Regions from separate parts of the Homo sapiens genome. Here region 1 is linked to region 2. The links are chromatin loops, found by intact Hi-C in ENCODE. Cell type or tissue: MCF 10A. All regions are shown on one strand. Links, peaks and the distances in the headings refer to the core of each region. The heading gives the core; the rest is flanking DNA.

What was found. Peaks named below come from ENCODE experiments on the same cell type or tissue, not always from the same donor. Only the 100,000 strongest peaks of a DNase experiment are listed, where the experiment ranks them.
Region 1: it touches region 2 in a loop (11-fold over the local background); 10 of 110 quality-filtered maps call a loop at or near these places.

What each region holds. Positions count from the first base shown.
Region 1 is chr12:79,124,124-79,132,471 of GRCh38, forward strand. The region is part of intron 3 of SYT1 (synaptotagmin 1); the gene reads left to right. Among named protein-coding and RNA genes, the nearest start is that of SYT1, 260 kb to the left of the region's middle. In MCF 10A, for the core only: no CTCF peak of the experiment used is centred there; a DNase peak (open chromatin) is centred at 3,308.
Region 2 is chr12:79,339,840-79,348,187 of GRCh38, forward strand. All of the region lies in intron 8 of SYT1 (synaptotagmin 1), which reads left to right. Among named protein-coding and RNA genes, the nearest start is that of MIR1252, 75 kb to the right of the region's middle. In MCF 10A, for the core only: CTCF peaks have their summits at 5,207 (motif pointing left) and 5,406; a DNase peak (open chromatin) is centred at 5,212.

The DNA of each region.
Region 1 (8,348 bases), core at 155-8,154, 220 kb before region 2:
ATAGCTGATCAAAATTCATCCTCTAAAAGCTATCCTGTAACTTACACATTTTGACTCTGCCCTAAACATAGCCAGAAGTAGGTTGCCTTTCAAAATTATGTGGCCTGCCATGGGAAAAAATTCTCCAGCACCAACATGATGTAATTGGAAGAACATAGATGCCTAGTGTTTTAATATACCCTTCGCAACTTTCTTGCTGTATGATCTTGGAGACAATACCACCAAAGCTCTCAGAATCAGAATATCACATATTATCCTATCTGAAAAGGGACTATGATACCAAACTCATAATCTTCTGAGATTACAACTTACGACTCTTCTTTGGCTTGTCGTGAGGTAGAATATAGATAATATATGGATAATCTGGAAAAAAGCGTGCCCAATAAATAACAGGGTATTACTCTCACCATCATCATCATCATCACCATTGCCATCATCATCATCACCATCACCATTATCATCATCATCATCATCATCACCATTATCATCATCACCATCGCCATTATCATCATCCTCATCGTCATCATCACCTGATACATTCTTAGATTCTTTGGGAGAAAAATGGTAGGAAATGAGTAGAAAATAAGACTCTTCCATGTGGTAGTTGTGTGTATTGTACATATACAACAATATATGAAGTCATTTCATGTTTGGTAACTAGACAATTGTATCTCTACTCTTTTTTTTAATATTATTAGTCAGATGTCCAGTCCATAAAGGTTTAAAAAGTCAAGTATGGACTAATTTGAGTATAACTGAAGAGCTTCATTTGTTTCAAATGAAATGAAGGGGAAAAAAGACTGGAGGAAACCAGGAAAGAAAGGAGGGAAATTGAGAGATGGGGAAAAAATTGGAATGTCAAATTTTTTTTTTCCATTCTCTGCTCTTGTGGGTTTTGTTTGGTTTGGTTTGGTTTGGTTTGATTTGGTTTGGTTTGGTAGGACTACAGTATAACATATGCATCCTTGCGTCTTTTTATTTCTCATGACGAATAATCCATCCATTTTTTGGTAAGCATCTTAGGGCTCAGCAGATTGCTTTATCACAGAAGGTTAAATCATAGAATCCTCAAAAGAATGGGTAGAATCCATTAAAAACTGTGCAAATGGAAAATAACGTACCTATTTATTTTTCTGTTTTCTTCTTGCTACTTCAGAACTTTACTTTTCTTTGGCAAACATTGTAAAGAAAGAAAAATGTTCAGAGGCTGGGCGCAGTAGCACGTGCCTATAATCCCAGCAATTTGAGAGGCCAAGGCAGGAGGATCACTTTAACCCAGGAGTTCAAGACCAGCCTGGGAAACATAGTGCGACCCTCACTGTCTCTACAAAAAAAAAAAAAAAATTAGCTGTGTGTAGAGGCTCGTGCCTGTGATCCCAGCCACATGGGAGGTGGCTGAGGTGGGAGGATTGCTTGATCCTGGGAGGTGGAGACTGCACTGAGCTGTGATTGCACCACTGCACCCCAGCCTGGGCAACAGAACAAGCCCCTGTCAAAAAAAAAAAGAAAAAAAGAAAAAAAAAGAAAAGAGCTCAGAGTTCTCAGCATATTTACACAAAATTTAAAATATAAAAACTATATTTTTCCTTTGACTGCTCTAATATCAATATGCAGCTTGCTAATAGGCATATCACATTCCTGAATAAATAACATTCACTCTTCCTGGAACAGGTAGCCCCCAAGTTTCTTCATGTCTTTGCACAAAGGCCTCCTTATCAAAGAAGACTTTCCTAACCTCTGCAGGAAGTAAGTTCCCCGGCTCATCAATCACTACTTTCCTTATTTGTTTTTTTCTTTATTTTCTTCAGAGCACTTCTTGCAATGTAACATCTGTTTATTTAGTGTCGTTCTCAGTCCATTAGAAAGTAAGCTCCATGAGACCATGGATTTTCTTTGCTTCACTACTGTATGTCATGGCAGAAAACTTCAGCAATAATTATTTCAATGGTAATGCAGTGATTACTGAAAAGTGAATATTAAAGACTTATCTTCTGGAAGAGCAAAGTCCTAATTATTAGGTATCAGAAACTGATAAAAATTAATATCAGCACATTTAAAATACATAGCTGATATCTTGAGTATGTAACCCATATATATGGCCATTAATAAAAGTGGTTTTTGTTTTGTTTTGTTTTGTTTTGTTTTTGTTTTTGTTTGAGACGGAGTCTCGCTCTGTTGCCAGGCTGGAGTGCAGTAGCACGATCTTGGCTCACTGCAACCTCTGCCTCCCGGGTTCAAACAATTCTCCTGCCTCAGCCTCCAGAGTAGCTGGGATTGCAGGCATGTGCCACCACACCTAGCTAATTTTTGTATTTTTAGTAGAGACGGGATTTCACCATGTTGGCCAGGATGGTCTCGATCTCTTGACCTCATGATCCACCCACCTCAGCCTCCCAAAGTGCTGAGATTATAGGCGTGAGCCACCATACCCGGCCAAAAGTGTTTAATAATATGCTAGAATTGTCCCTTAAATAACTCCAGTGAAATAGCGACTTTGGAGGATTTATATATGCAGTGTCAAATAACCCCATTTAAAGTATCTATCTGGACACCTCAAAATGGTGTTAGTAAGAATTATTTTCAGACCTACAATAAGACAGTGTCCTAGATGTCCTGGATTAGTAAGTGAGCAGGTTTAAGGGGTACTAGAGAGTAGGGACTCCCTTATTATGTCTTGGACTCAAGATTGAAATTAGGGTAGGGTTTACCAGTGACGTGAATTCTGTGCTTATTTGTCAACCCTATGGTGTCTATACTGAATTCAGTAAAACTCTGGCTTTCAACTTGAGAATTAACACATCATGCTTGTTTCCAATTTTATGTCATTGACATTGGTGAGAGACTCCTATGTAGGACCATAGCCCACCAGGAAGAGACACTTGGGAGTCTCTGGCAGCATCTCTCAGCATCTAGTCTATTGTCTCACACTGTTAAAATGTGTCTCCAAAGTTTCATATTTTATTCCACAAAATGAAAACCCAGGAATTATCTGGACTGATCTTCCACTGAAAGCAGACAAGTGGCATTTGTTACTTAAGCATAATTTTAGAGCTTCACTCTCTTCAACCAGGTTGCTCATCAGAGTGTTCCTCCCAGAGGCATAAACAAGCTCTAGTAGATGCAATTTTCTCCATCTTCTAACATTCCAAAAATAAATTTTAGTGCCCTTCACACATTGGCTTTCTGGCAAATGCCTGACTGGCCCACACTTAATCTGACTTTGACTTAACATAGCACTGGTTGCAAAAGATGTGAAAAACATGGGCAGTTCTTACGAAACAGATTGTGGTTCTAGAGCTTAGTCATATTTAAGAGCAAGAGTTTTGAAGCCAGTGTAGGTGGTAACAGCCATCTGAATGTGGGAAACTTACTTAATGTTTCTAAAGCTCAGATTCCTCAGTTGTAAGATAGGAATAATGATAGTACCTAGCTCAGAGGAGTGATGTGAGAATATGAGTAAGCACTGAACAACGTTGTCTTAAGGCCTGAGCAGAATAGTGAACATGAAAATGACTATCACATAGCAGTTCAACATGTCTGTTGTTTTCATGTGCTGCCAACATCCTGCATTTGTGTGACTGTTTCTGTTTCCAGCTGTCTTTATCCAGCCACACAGAAGACGAAAAGCTCATAGGAGTCCTAGAAAACAATGGTTACTTTGTCTTTATTTCAAGCAATAGAAGGGGACCTTCTTTAGGAATGCATGTTGGATCAAGTTGGAGAAGTTGATTAATATTGTTTAATGTTGTTTAAATTCAGCTGTTTAGGAAATGGAATGCCTGTGCTGATAATAAAAAAGATCATAGATAGATAGATGGGTAGATAGGTAAATAAATGCATGATGGATGAATTAGGTAGACAGAAAAACAGAAACAGTCATAATATAGATGAGTGGATAAGTAGGTGGGTGGATGGACACAGAGATAAAAACATATAAGGGTGCATAGATGGATAATTAGATAGAGAGATTAGATAGATAGAAAGATAGCCTGGGCAGAGTGGCTCACACCTATAATCCCAGAACTTTGGGAGGCCAAGACGGGGAGGATCTCTTGAGCCCAGTAGTTCAAGACCAGCCTGGGCAACATAAGGAGACCGTGTCTCTCTAAAAATGAAAAAATTAGTCAGGTGTACTGGCTCACATTTGTAGTCCCAGCTACTTAGGAGGCTGAGGTGGGAGCACCTGTTTGAGCCAGGAGGTTGTGGCTGCAGTGAGCCACAGCACTCCAGCCTGGGTGACAGAATGAGATTCAGTCTCAAACAAACAAACAAAAAAAGATACACAGATAGATAGATGATAGATAGATACATAGATAGATAGACAGACACGTAGATAGAAAGAACAAATCTTGGAACTCCCTTCCTCTTCTGAGTTACAGCTGAACACACTTATGTTTAAAGTCTATGCTTTTCAGGCATGGTGCACTCAAGTTGCAAGGAAAACCTGGCAGATTTTCCTAGAACTTCTGATTTTGTTGATACCCTATTAAAATCATCAACATGCCCCTGCAAAATTTGATAAAATCCCAATTTCTTTATAGAACATAAAAACCCATTACTGAGTTGATGGGTGCAACAAACCACCATGGCACGTGTATACCTATGTAATAAACCTGCACGTTCTGCACATGTATCCCTGAACTTGAAGTATAATAAAAAATAAATTAATTTTAAAAATCCATTATTATCATACTTACCTTACTAACTTCTCTTCCTGTCAGTTCTTCCTACTCCTTGAGCCAAGCTGGACTTACTGGTAATTCCCTGAACACTTTTGATTTCTACATGATTTCTATATGCTATTCTTACTAGAATTTTGTGTTTGTGTTTCAAAAAGTGTAGATATAAGACAAAACAAAAAATATATATTTATATTTTATAGAACAAAACCTTAAAGAATCAGTGTCATTTTATGTTAGAGGAGCATGGCCTTGGGTTACAGTCCCCTAGACCCTCCTGATGGTATCCCTTCCCTCTCCTTTAGCTTTATGTGTACTTTGGTGAAAATTTTTAAAAATGCGTGGTTAACCAAAGGACTGCAATAATTGGTGTGGCATGACTCATAAAGCCTTTGCAATTTTTGTTTTATTATGCTTTTATTTTAGCAATGTATAAATTCATTTTTGCTAATACTAAATACACATGCTATTAAGGTGATGCTCATCAGATGATATTTTCAGCAGAAAGGCTATGAGATGCAATGGAAAACAGAACACAGTTTGCTATGAGCAGAAGATAAAAGGCATAGATGCATGCTAAGCCAAAGAAAGATCAAATGCTCAATAGACCCATAAAACTTTCCCTCATGGGTCTATGAAAGAGCACAGTCAAGCTGATAAAAGTTATACTGAAAGGAAGAGTCACTGTTGAAAGAAGATCAATTGAGTAGTGTATTGACCATGGATGCAATTTTCTAAAGCTTTGTAGAAATATTGATGTAATCTAGGAGGGATTACTTTGCAAAATTTGCTGTCTAATTCACCATATTTGAGTATTTTAACCCCACTAAGTATGAGTGTCAGCAAAGACTTAGTACTTGAAAGTGTGCTAAGAGTTCAAAATGGTTAAGAATCTCTGAGTTAAATTTTGCATTTTAAATCAAGAGACTTACCAGTACCTTTTATCATCAAACCAGAACCAGAAAATCAGGGTTGGGGAGGAGGCGGTGGCTTTTAATATAGTAAATCTAAGTATAAATGTATAAAATTCCATTTAAGTCATAGTGCTTCCATGGAATGTAAAGTTGTAACAAAGATGATTCAAATATGGGTATATTATAAACATTTACAGAGATGTATTATTTTGAAAATGGTAAAGACCTCTGCAAATGGCCAGATGGAGAGAATTACACATATACAAAAAAAGTAACATTTTTAGATTAAAAGTTTGCAGATCTTTATCAGAAACCTTTATAAAAGCAAGTAAACTTTTTTCATTGTACATAAAAACATGGAAAATTTGCTAAGTTTCAGCAGGTATTTGGGGTATACAGTTATAGCCACCAAAGAATAATTTTTATGCTCATCTGGAAAGAATATTTTTTCAGGAATAAAGTGTTTTTTCACAGTGAGCTGTAACTGAGTGATTATATATGTATTCATATGAGACACTTTTGAGAGAGGAGGTGCTAAAACAAATTTAAAAGTATTAGTTGATCTATAGCAGGCTTTGTCCAGGCTTTTCTATGAGCAAACTGGAACACACAGTTAATCGAGGAATAATAACTACCTTCTTAATATCATTTGCCATCCTATGCATTATATTGTCCACCATCTCTAAACTCTCTGAGTCTCACCATCGTATTGTTCATAAGCAGTTCTCCATGGATGTCTGTTTCCAAACATCTTGAGAGCACAGGAATTGTCTGCCTTGATTCCAGATAATATATTCAAGAAATTTTGTATGGCAAAGAGCTTTGGAAGCTAGAAATTTGGAGCAAAGATCAAGTTTATTTGTTTGCATCTTTTGTAAGATTTGGATTTTCTAAGACTAGGATTTCTCAGTTCTAACTTCAACCCATTATGTGAACATCATCTGCTTGGGCCATGCCATAATTACCCGCATGGGATTTGGGACTTGGGGTGTCAAGGGGAACTTGCACAAATATAAAGCTCATGCTGCTTGTTATGTCATAAATAATTTGGTCCTTTGTCTTTGAACCAGGAGTCTCATGTCTTCTGCTAGCCTCCATGAATTTATAGCAGGCTAACTTGTTAGCTTACAAGTAGGTCAGAACCTCAGTCCCTTCATAGTTCTTAACACACATCTACAGGGCAAAAGCAAAACAAATAAACACTATAATAGTGATATTCAATCCAGTTGAGCATGAGACAGGGCATTGAACAGGGATTTGGAAGTAAATTGTAATCCCACTGCATTACAACCATTTTTTGAGTTACTCTGTGCAAATTATTTCACTTCTTTCTGCTACTCAATTTCTTTTTTTTAATAAAGGAACTTCTGCTAACATGCAAATGTGTGCATGTGTGTTTTCTTTTTTTTTTTTTCTTTGCCCATTGTTTTATTATACTTTAAGTTCTGGGATACATGTGCAGAATGTGCAGGTTTGTTACATAGGTATACATGTGCCATGGTGGTTTGCTGCACCCACCAACCAGTCATCTACATTAGGTATTTCCCTTAATCTATAAAGTTTTTTTAGAGAGGGTGGTGGCCCTATAAGGTCTAACTCTAAATTCTTAAAACTTGTTAAATTTTTTTCAGTGTTTTTCATAACTCTGTCCCTTATTCCTTCAACAAGGGTTTTTTTGTTTGTTTGTTTGTTTGTTTTGTGTGTGTGTGTTGTGATAACTTAAAAATCAGAAAATATTACATATGGGAAGCTCCTTAGAGATGATGTACTTTAGGGACTTCCACAATTATGTTCTGATCAATCCTAGGTTTCTTCAGAGAAAATTTTGGGTCTCTGAAATGCTTGATTGAACTTTAATTTTCATATACAATTTAATTAAGTTTTAAGCTAATAAGACAGCATGTATAATCAGATGTGTTATAAGCCAAGTGCTAACACATAGAAGACCATCAATGAGTCAACTTATATATTCACTGACATTAAAAATGCAAATGCCATAAAATTCAATTTCTAAAACAAATCTATACTGATAATATATTTATTTTGACTGTTTTTCTATGGAAAGTTAAGAACAATAAATCACTTTGAACAGCCCATTTTACAAATCAGAAATATGAAAAACTAATAGGAATATGAGTATGATGAAAGAATGTGGTTAATTCGAGTAAAGAGAAGACAGAGGAGGCAGGAAGTTAGCTATACATGTATGGAGCTATGATAATTTAGTTGAAGTTTTTTATTCCTTTTGAGTTAAGGATCACGTTTTGTTTCTTTTGAGTTTCTATAGTTAAATGCTGCAATACCATGGAGTGTGGTTAACCAGAGTGAGTTTTCTTCCTATTAGAAATTGTTATTAAAGACTTTGTTACAACTAAACAGAAAAAATAAAGGAATAATCCCATTAAAAAGTATGCAAAGGACTAAATAAACATTTCTCAAAAGAAGACATACAGGCCGAGAGTGGTGGCTCACACCTCTAATCCCAGCACTTTGGGAGGCCAAGGTGGGTGGATCACGAGGTCAGAAATTTGAGGCAAACCTGACCAACAAGGTGAAACCCCGTCTGTACTAAACATACAAAAATTAGCCTGGTATGGTGGCACGTGCCTGTCGTCCCAGCTACTCAGGAGGCTGAGGCAGGAGAATCGTTTGAACCTGCGAAATGGAGGTTGCAGTGAGCCAAGATCGCACCACTGCACTCCAGCCTGAGCGACAGAGCAAGATTCCGTCTCAAAAAAAAAAAAAATGCAAATGG
Region 2 (8,348 bases), core at 315-8,314:
TTTTGTATAAGGTGTAAGGAAGGGATCCAGTTTCAGCTTTCTACATAATGGCTAGCCAGTTTTCCCAGCACCATTTGTTAAATAGGGAATCCTTTCCCCATTTCTTGTTTTTGTCAGTTTTGTCAAAGATCAGATGGTTGTAGATGTGTGGTGTTATTTCTGAGGGCTCTGTTCTGTTCCATTGGTCTATATGTCTGTTTTGGTACCAGTACCATGCTGTTTTGGTTACTGTAGCCTTGTAGTATAGTTTGAAGTCAGGTAGTGTGATGCCTCCAGCTTTGTTCTTTTTGCTTAGGATGTCTTGGCAATGCGGGCTCTTTTTTGGTTCCATATGAACTTTAAAGTAGTTTTTTCCAATTCTGTGAAGAAAGTCATTGGTAGCTTGATGGGGATGGCACTGAATCTATAAATTACCTTGGGCAGTATGGCCATTTTCATGATATTCATTCTTCCTGTCCATGAACATGGAGTGTTCTTCCATTTGCTTGTGTCCTCTTTTATTTCCTTGAGCAGTGGTTTGTAGTTCTCCTTGAAGAGGTCCTTCACATCCCTTGTAAGTTGGATTCCTAGGTATTTTTTTCTCTTTGTGGTAATTGTGAATGGGAGCTCACTCATGATTTGGCTCTCTGTTTGTCTGTTATTGGTGTATAAGAATGCTTGTGATTTTGCATATTGATTTTGTATCCTGAGACTGCTGAAGTTGCTTATCAGCTTAAGGAGATTTTGGGCTGAGACAATGGGGTTTTCTAAATATACAATCATGTCATCTGCAAACAGGGACAATTTGACTTCCTGTTTTCCTAATTGAATACCCTTTATTTCTTTCCCTTGCCTGATTGCCCTCTGGCCAACTACAATTTCATACCATGATGGATGCCATGTTGCCCATTAGGGGGTGAAACAGTGTTTCATATTGTTTTAAAGGACCCATAGAGATCTAAAGCTTTAGCTAAAGGTAATAAATGGTAGAATTTCAAGTACCTCAGCACACTATAGCATAAAGAATCTTTTGACAAGGACACTTTTGGAATTCACTTTTCCCTACTCTCCACTAAAAAGTCACAGTAGTAATTATTTACAAATTCCTCTACTTTCTCTATAGTGGTCCTTCCTAATACATGTTTCTATAATGACACCTACAATTTTATGTTGAATTTTTGTTTATATGCCTGTTCATGCCAGCATTGAAAAAGCTTCTTAGGGCAAAGACATGTTTTAATCATCCTTTGTTTCTAGTTCTTTGTAGCATGACTGGCATATTGAAAACCCAACATAAGGGTTTGACATATAAGACTAAGCTTTACTCATTTTCTACAAACCACAGATTTTTAAGTGGATCACTAATTATACTTCTGAAAACACTGTTTAGAAGTCATTTATTTATTATTAGTATTAATTATTTCAGGCTAGGCTACAATAACAAATAGGCCCAAACACGTAATGGGTTCTGCAAAAGAGAAGTCTTGGCAGGTAGGGCTCTGCTTTATTAAATCTTCAAGGATCCTGTCTCACTGAACCTCTGCCATCTTCAGCATTTCAGCATGTAGCTTCCAAGGTCACTCTGAGGTCACTATCACAGACATAGAAAAGAAAAAAAATCATGGGTAGGAGTTCTGGGGGACTGGGTCTAGGAGTGGTGCACATCACTTCTGTTCACATTCCATTAGCTAGAACCCAATCACAAGACCACATCTAACTACAAGAAAGGCTGGGAAATGTAGTCTAGCTGTGTTCTCAGGAAGAAGAGCGTGGACTTTTGGTAAACTACAGAGACTCTGGCAGTCTCTGCCAGAGTGGAATACTTAATAAATACATTCATTCTTTTTTTTTTTTTTTTTTTTTTTTTTGAGACAGAGTCTCGCTCTGTTGCCTAGGCTGGAGTGCAGTGGCATGATCTCAGCTCACTGCAAGCTCCAACTCCCAGGTTCACACCATTCTCCTGCCTCAGCCTCCCAAGTAGCTGGGACTATAGGCACCCGCCACCATGCCCAGCTAATTTTTTGTATTTTTAGTAGAGACGGAGTTTCACCGTGTTAGCCAGGATGGTCTTGATCTCCTGACCTCGTGATCCACCCGCCTCGTCATTCAGAAAGATGTGAAAGATGAGTGAAAGTTAACTAAGTAAACGGGAGGGTGGCAAGAGGGCAGAATGTCAAGCAAAAGGAACTGTTTATGTGAAGCCTCTGAAAGTGTAGGTGGCGTGGCACAGTTAATGATATAAAGAAGGCTTTCCCCTTGTGGCTGTTGCGCAGAGGGAGAAAGAGGCATTTGATGAGGCAGAGGAATAAGTAGGAAATAGAACTTGAAGATTATTCTAAATGATCATAAGAATTTGGGCCTTTTAACTCAAGAGAGATAGGAGACCTACTTAAGGATTTTAAGATTTGGTTTTTTGATGTTTTGTTTTTTAGAGACAGGGTCTTGCTCTGTTGCCCAGGCTGGAGTGCAGTGCCACAATCATAGCTCACTGAAGACTCAAACTCTCGGGCTCAACTGATCTTCCTGCCTCAGCCTCCTGAGTCACTGGAACCACAGGCATGCACCACCATGCCCGGCTATTTTTTTGTTTTTTGTAGAGATAGAGTCTGGCTTCATTGCCCAGACTGGTCTCAAAATCCTGGTTTCAAGCTATTCGCCCTCCTTGGCCTCCCAAAGTGCGGGGATTATAGGAGTGAGATACGATGCCTGTTATTTAAAAGGTGACTCTGTCAATTGTATTCTAAGAGTAAATTTCAGGAAACCAATTAAGAGGGTATTGGAGTAATCTATATGAGAGATTATTTGATCACATGGTGAAGACTATAAGGATGGAAACAAGTGAACTTATTGAGAGATTTTATGATAAATAAAATCAGAACTCAAAAGAAGTCAATGATCAACGATCAGTGATAATGCCCAGTTTTCTGGCTTAAGCAACCCCTTGGATGCTAATATCATTTGTTGAAATCGAGTGAACCAGATTTAGAAGAAAGATCATAAATTCAGTTTTTGGCATTCGAGTCTAAAACGAGTGTGAGATATTCAATGACTAGTGGACAGTTAGATATAAAAGTCTGGGGCTTAGAGAAAATATCTAAACTAGAGATACAAACTGGAGAATCACTTCCATATTATAACTAAAACCATATACTGGGATAAGATTAGTTTATGAAGAAAAGAAGTTAGTTATAACTACACCCTGCAAAGGGAGACCAAGAGTGAGTGGCCAGGGAGGCAGAGAAACTAAAATCAGGAAATCATTGTATTATAGAATCCAAGGAAAGAAAGGGAGTCAATAAATTCTGCTGAAAGTTCATGGAAATGAGACCTGCAAAATATTAATGGTTCGGTAATATGGATGTCATTTGAAATCTTAGTAGCAACTATTTTAATAAAATGATGGAGAGAGAAATCAATGGAACATGAAAAAATGGGGACAGTGATTGTAACCAATTTCTTCAAGAAATTTGGCTGTGCAAAGGAGCAGAGAGACATGGCACATGTAGAAAAGAGGATAGTTGAAATAGGAATTTTGTTATGATAATAGCGAACACTCACACAGTACATTTTGTGAGCCAGGAACTCTTCTAACTCCTTTTTTACATACTAACTGATGTAATTCTACTGACTCCATCACTATTCTTCCATTTTAGAGATTAGAAAAGTGAGGCACAGAAGAGAAAGTACATTGCCTGAGGCTTAGTAGGTAATAAGAAGCAGACTTGGGAATTGAACCTAAGTAGCCTGACTATAGAGTCCATGTTGTTACAAAGTCACTGAGGAATCTTCTAAGCATATTTTAATGTTGAAAGAAAGATCTCAAATGTTATTTTGTCTTTTGTCAGTAATAAAATATTTGGCACATACTCCCAATATTTCTGTCTTTCTATAAATCATATATATATTGTGCTATACCAATATATGATGTGTTTTATAAAACATATAAATGAAACACAATTTTGAAAATATGGGATAAAAGTAAATATAAATAGAAGGTCTAATATTGTCTTCTCATACTCCAATGGATTATCTTATGAAATCTGCAATGAAGATAACTAAAGAAGAGAGGGAAAGGATAGAGAAAAAGAACTGAGTGCATTTACTGGTTTCGACTACATGTGCAAATTTCCACAAACTCCGTGGCTTAAAACACCCATTTATTAGTTCAGTCCAGTAAAACAGAGAGAAAAACTAGACAGGTAGCTCTAATAAAGTAAAATCATGGAAATATATGATTTCCCAGCCAGAAGAACCTTCAGGACTGTGTTATCCAGACCTGTTTTATAAAGACAAGGAAGGTGGATCCCGATGGTTAAGCAGTTGACCACATTTCACCTCCTTCAAATCCTTCTTATACAGACATTCCCTGAACTTCCTGTTTCAAATTGCTATCCTTATTCCCCACCTACTTTACATGTTTCCACAGCACATACCTCACCAAACATGCCTTTTATTTTACTGTTATTTTGTTGACTTTGCGTGTCTTACTGACCACTGTGCCCAAGTGCCTAGAACAGTGCCTGGCACAGAGGAGGTACCCAATAAATATCAGTTATACCAAAAAATAGTGAATGAATACACATGGTGGTCCAGTGCTCTTTCCACCACTCTATACTGTACTTTACTGTCACTTTTTGTTTGTTTTTGTTATTGAGACAGGGTCTCGCTCTGTCTCCCAGGCTAAACTACAGTGGCACGATCTCTGCCCACTGCAACCTCCACCTCTTGGGCCCAAGTAATCCTCCCACCTCAGCCTCCTGAGTAGCTGGGGCTATAGGCACGCATCACACCACACCTGGCTATTTTTTTGTATTTTTTTGTAGAGACAGGATTTCACCAAGTTGCCCAGGCTGGTCTCAAACTCCTGGGCTCAAGCAGTCTGCCCGCCTCTGCCTTCCAAAGTGCTGGTATTACAGCCATGAGCCACCACACCCGGCCTACTGTCACTTTTAAGAAGCATTTTGATTTTCTATTTTCATCCTTATTTTGATCACATCAGAATATCTGCTTTTCTGTGAATTATTATTTCTAATGGGACCACAAGTGTATCAGTTAATCAAAATATAAATTATGGACATCATGAGGAAATTTTGAATTTCTAAATCATAAAGTGGAAATCCATTTTCAATTAAATTACATGAATTTTACACTTACAGAAGAGTAACTTGGTTTAAGCTGTTCAAGGGGTATAGTACTGTGTACATGCATTCCTGTGCCTAGAACACTCATGCCCTCTTGTGGACAGGGTTCATCCTGACTTCCTGCCGAACCTTCCTTATCTCAGCTCAGGTAACCGCTCCTCCAGGACACCTATATGTCCCCTGCCCTCCTCCTCCTCCCACAGACACCAGCTCTGGTTAAAAGGGGAAAACTAGAAGGCTTGTCTTAAAGCTACATTTGCATGGCCAGCACATTGGTTTTACAAAGAACATGCATTTGGGGTGGCTTGCAGAAATTTATAACGATTATTGAGGGAATAAATCTCTAAAGTCCCCCTCTCCTTAGTTACTAGACCCTGGAAGGTTTCAATCTTCACCTCCTATAGCATTTGTGCCACTTCTGTAGTACAGTCAATGCATTATATTTTTACTCATCTAGGTATCCATAGAGCCTAGACTAGAACCTAGAAGAGTCTGTGGTGGAACTCAGTAATTATTTTTTAATAAGAAATGAACGAATATAAACCAATGAGTTACAGAGTATGCCTAAAGAATAAGCATCCAAAGATACACTCTCTTTCACCTGAACAATTTACTATACATTTGTAGACTAGGCCAGATTCAGTCTTTCTAGCCTGAACACATTACACAGCAACATTTCACACTGTGACCATCTGGTCCATTAGATGTAAATACCGATTTGGCAGATACTTCAGGAGTATGAGAGTAATGCAGGAATAAAATGAAGTTGAAAAATGCTACCACCCAAAAGATATATTTAAAGCCACATATTATCTTATTAAAATTAAAAACCTAACATTGTCCTTCATATAAGTGAAGACTGTTTTAGTATTTTTACTAATGGGGACTATGCAAATGGTCTGAATTTTCATTTGAGAGATAATTGGGTCTCCATTTGTATGTCACCTCTAAACAAGACTCCCAACCTCAGAGAAAAACCATCTACTCATCAAAGAATCTGTTGCCAATTTAACACATAGAAAAATCTTCTTACAATTAACATAAATAGAATGTCCTTTTAAAATGTCACAGCATTAATTCAGGTACTTTTGAAAAACTCACTCAAGAGTACAGTGTTTCCATCAAATGTATGAACTTAGCCCCATTTGCAAAGGTCACTAAAATGAACCCATCTTTTTCCACATAAAACGATGTATGGGGCTACAGAGCCATTAAATAAATATTCATTTTAAATCAAGCTTTTTATTTATCCATTGGAGATGACCTCTGTTCTAATTATCTATAATGCTTTTCAAAAAGGAAAGGTATTTTTGTCGTTGTCTAGTAAATCATTAATTTGTGTCTATTCAATGGCTGCATTTTTTTAAAAATAATGAAATTATCAAGCTGCTCAGAACAAAGCTGCCTTCTGATTGTCAGCTGTATATTCTAAAAGAGCAGGTAAATTTCTCTGAATCTCACAGCTGGAACTTTTCTAACACTAACTGGCAGTTTCCACCTAGTGATCAAGGCAATTGACTAAAATAAATTACACATAAAGCTGAAATTCCTAATAGTAATAAGGCCCCTTCATGAGATAATCACACCAGCAAAAGCACTCATGTGTTGGCTGCAACCCTACAGGGTCTTGAAATTATCTTATAAAAGCTATACCTCCAGAAATGGTTTTGTTTCTAGTTTCATGACAGGGCTAATATGACAGTGTCCATAGCACTAGGTACAAAGGAGGAGCTCCAAACAAAATTCGTTACTTGACTGGATTAAAATGGAGACACTGTTGTTAAAGCACTAACATCAGTGCTATTTACAAAGCAGATGACTGGTGAGGACCTCATTTCAATACAGTCAACTGACAATTATTTCGAAGCTTTTATTATGTGCCTGGAGCTAGGCATAGAAAAGTAGTATATAGTCCCTGCTCTTCTGGAGTTTAAGGTGAGTTGAGCTCACGTGTAAGAAATAAATAGGGAAAAAGTAATCTCGAGGCACCATTCTACCAGCTATAAAGCAATTGCTAGCAGAAATCCAAGTGGGCTAGAATAGTAAGGAGGTTTTTTTGTTTGTTTGTGTGTTTGTTTTTTCTTTTTTTTTTTTTTTTTGAACATGGACTAGGGCTTAATGGTTAGGAGTAATTTGATTAGGCAGAAGGGAATAAAGGATTGCAGATGGATTTTCCAACTAAGCAAAAGTCTGGTAACTGGAAGGAATATAGCTCACAGAGAAATAGTGATTGCTGTAGCAAACTTCCCAATCTTTGTACCATCTTCATGACCAATGCATTTATTAACTGGGCTGTCAGGAGTGTTGATGGCTTATAGCTCATAACTGAGTTCCCCCTTCCTGGCATCACCCTCAGCTGAAAAGATGCTCACCCAAGATGTAGGAGCAGCCCACATCCAATGTTTGGGGGATTCAGGATGATAAAATCTCATCCTTGTTGCCCCATTTCCAAATATCTTTGAAGAACTCTCCCAGCTCCAGAGTTCCCCATAGAATTGACTGAGGTCTTGATGTAACTGTATCACAGCCCAACTTCTCAACCTGTGTAATCCTGATTCCCTCACTCCCAAAGAGGGGTTGATCTAAAGGACACACCCCTATAAACCTCATGTTGAAAATCTGCCTGAGTCTGCTTCCTCAGAGAACTCAACATATGACAAATGAAGATGCTGAAAAGACCAACCTGACTTATTCAGTTGTAAGAAAGCTGCATGTTCTCATTCAGTAGGCATAGACACTATTCCAATGCTGGGAACACAGCAGTAAGAAAAACAAGTCTTTTCTCTTATGGATCTGATATTCTGGTGAGGAAAACCTAAATAGACATAATAGAATGTCAAGTAATGACGGGTGCTAAGACAAAAAAGAAGCAGGGCAAGAGGAGAGGTAATGTTTGTGTTTAGGACTGCATTGGACTACATTAGATAGAGTGGCCACAGAAAAAGTCCCTAAAGAGGTAACATGCAAGCAGAAAGCTGAATAAACTAATGAAACAATTCATACCAGTATCTAGGAGAATATTGCTGACAGAAGGAACAGCAATGCAAAGATCCTCAGATAGAAGTGTGTTTGGCATGTTTTGGAAAGAGGAAGTGAAATCTGGAGAACAGTGGTAGGATACGAAGGGGGCAGATCATATCAGGCCTTTTAGTGTAAGGAACAGATGTTATTCTAAGTAAAAAGGGAAGATCTCAAAGGGCTTTGAGTAGGATTGTCCCATGATCAGAT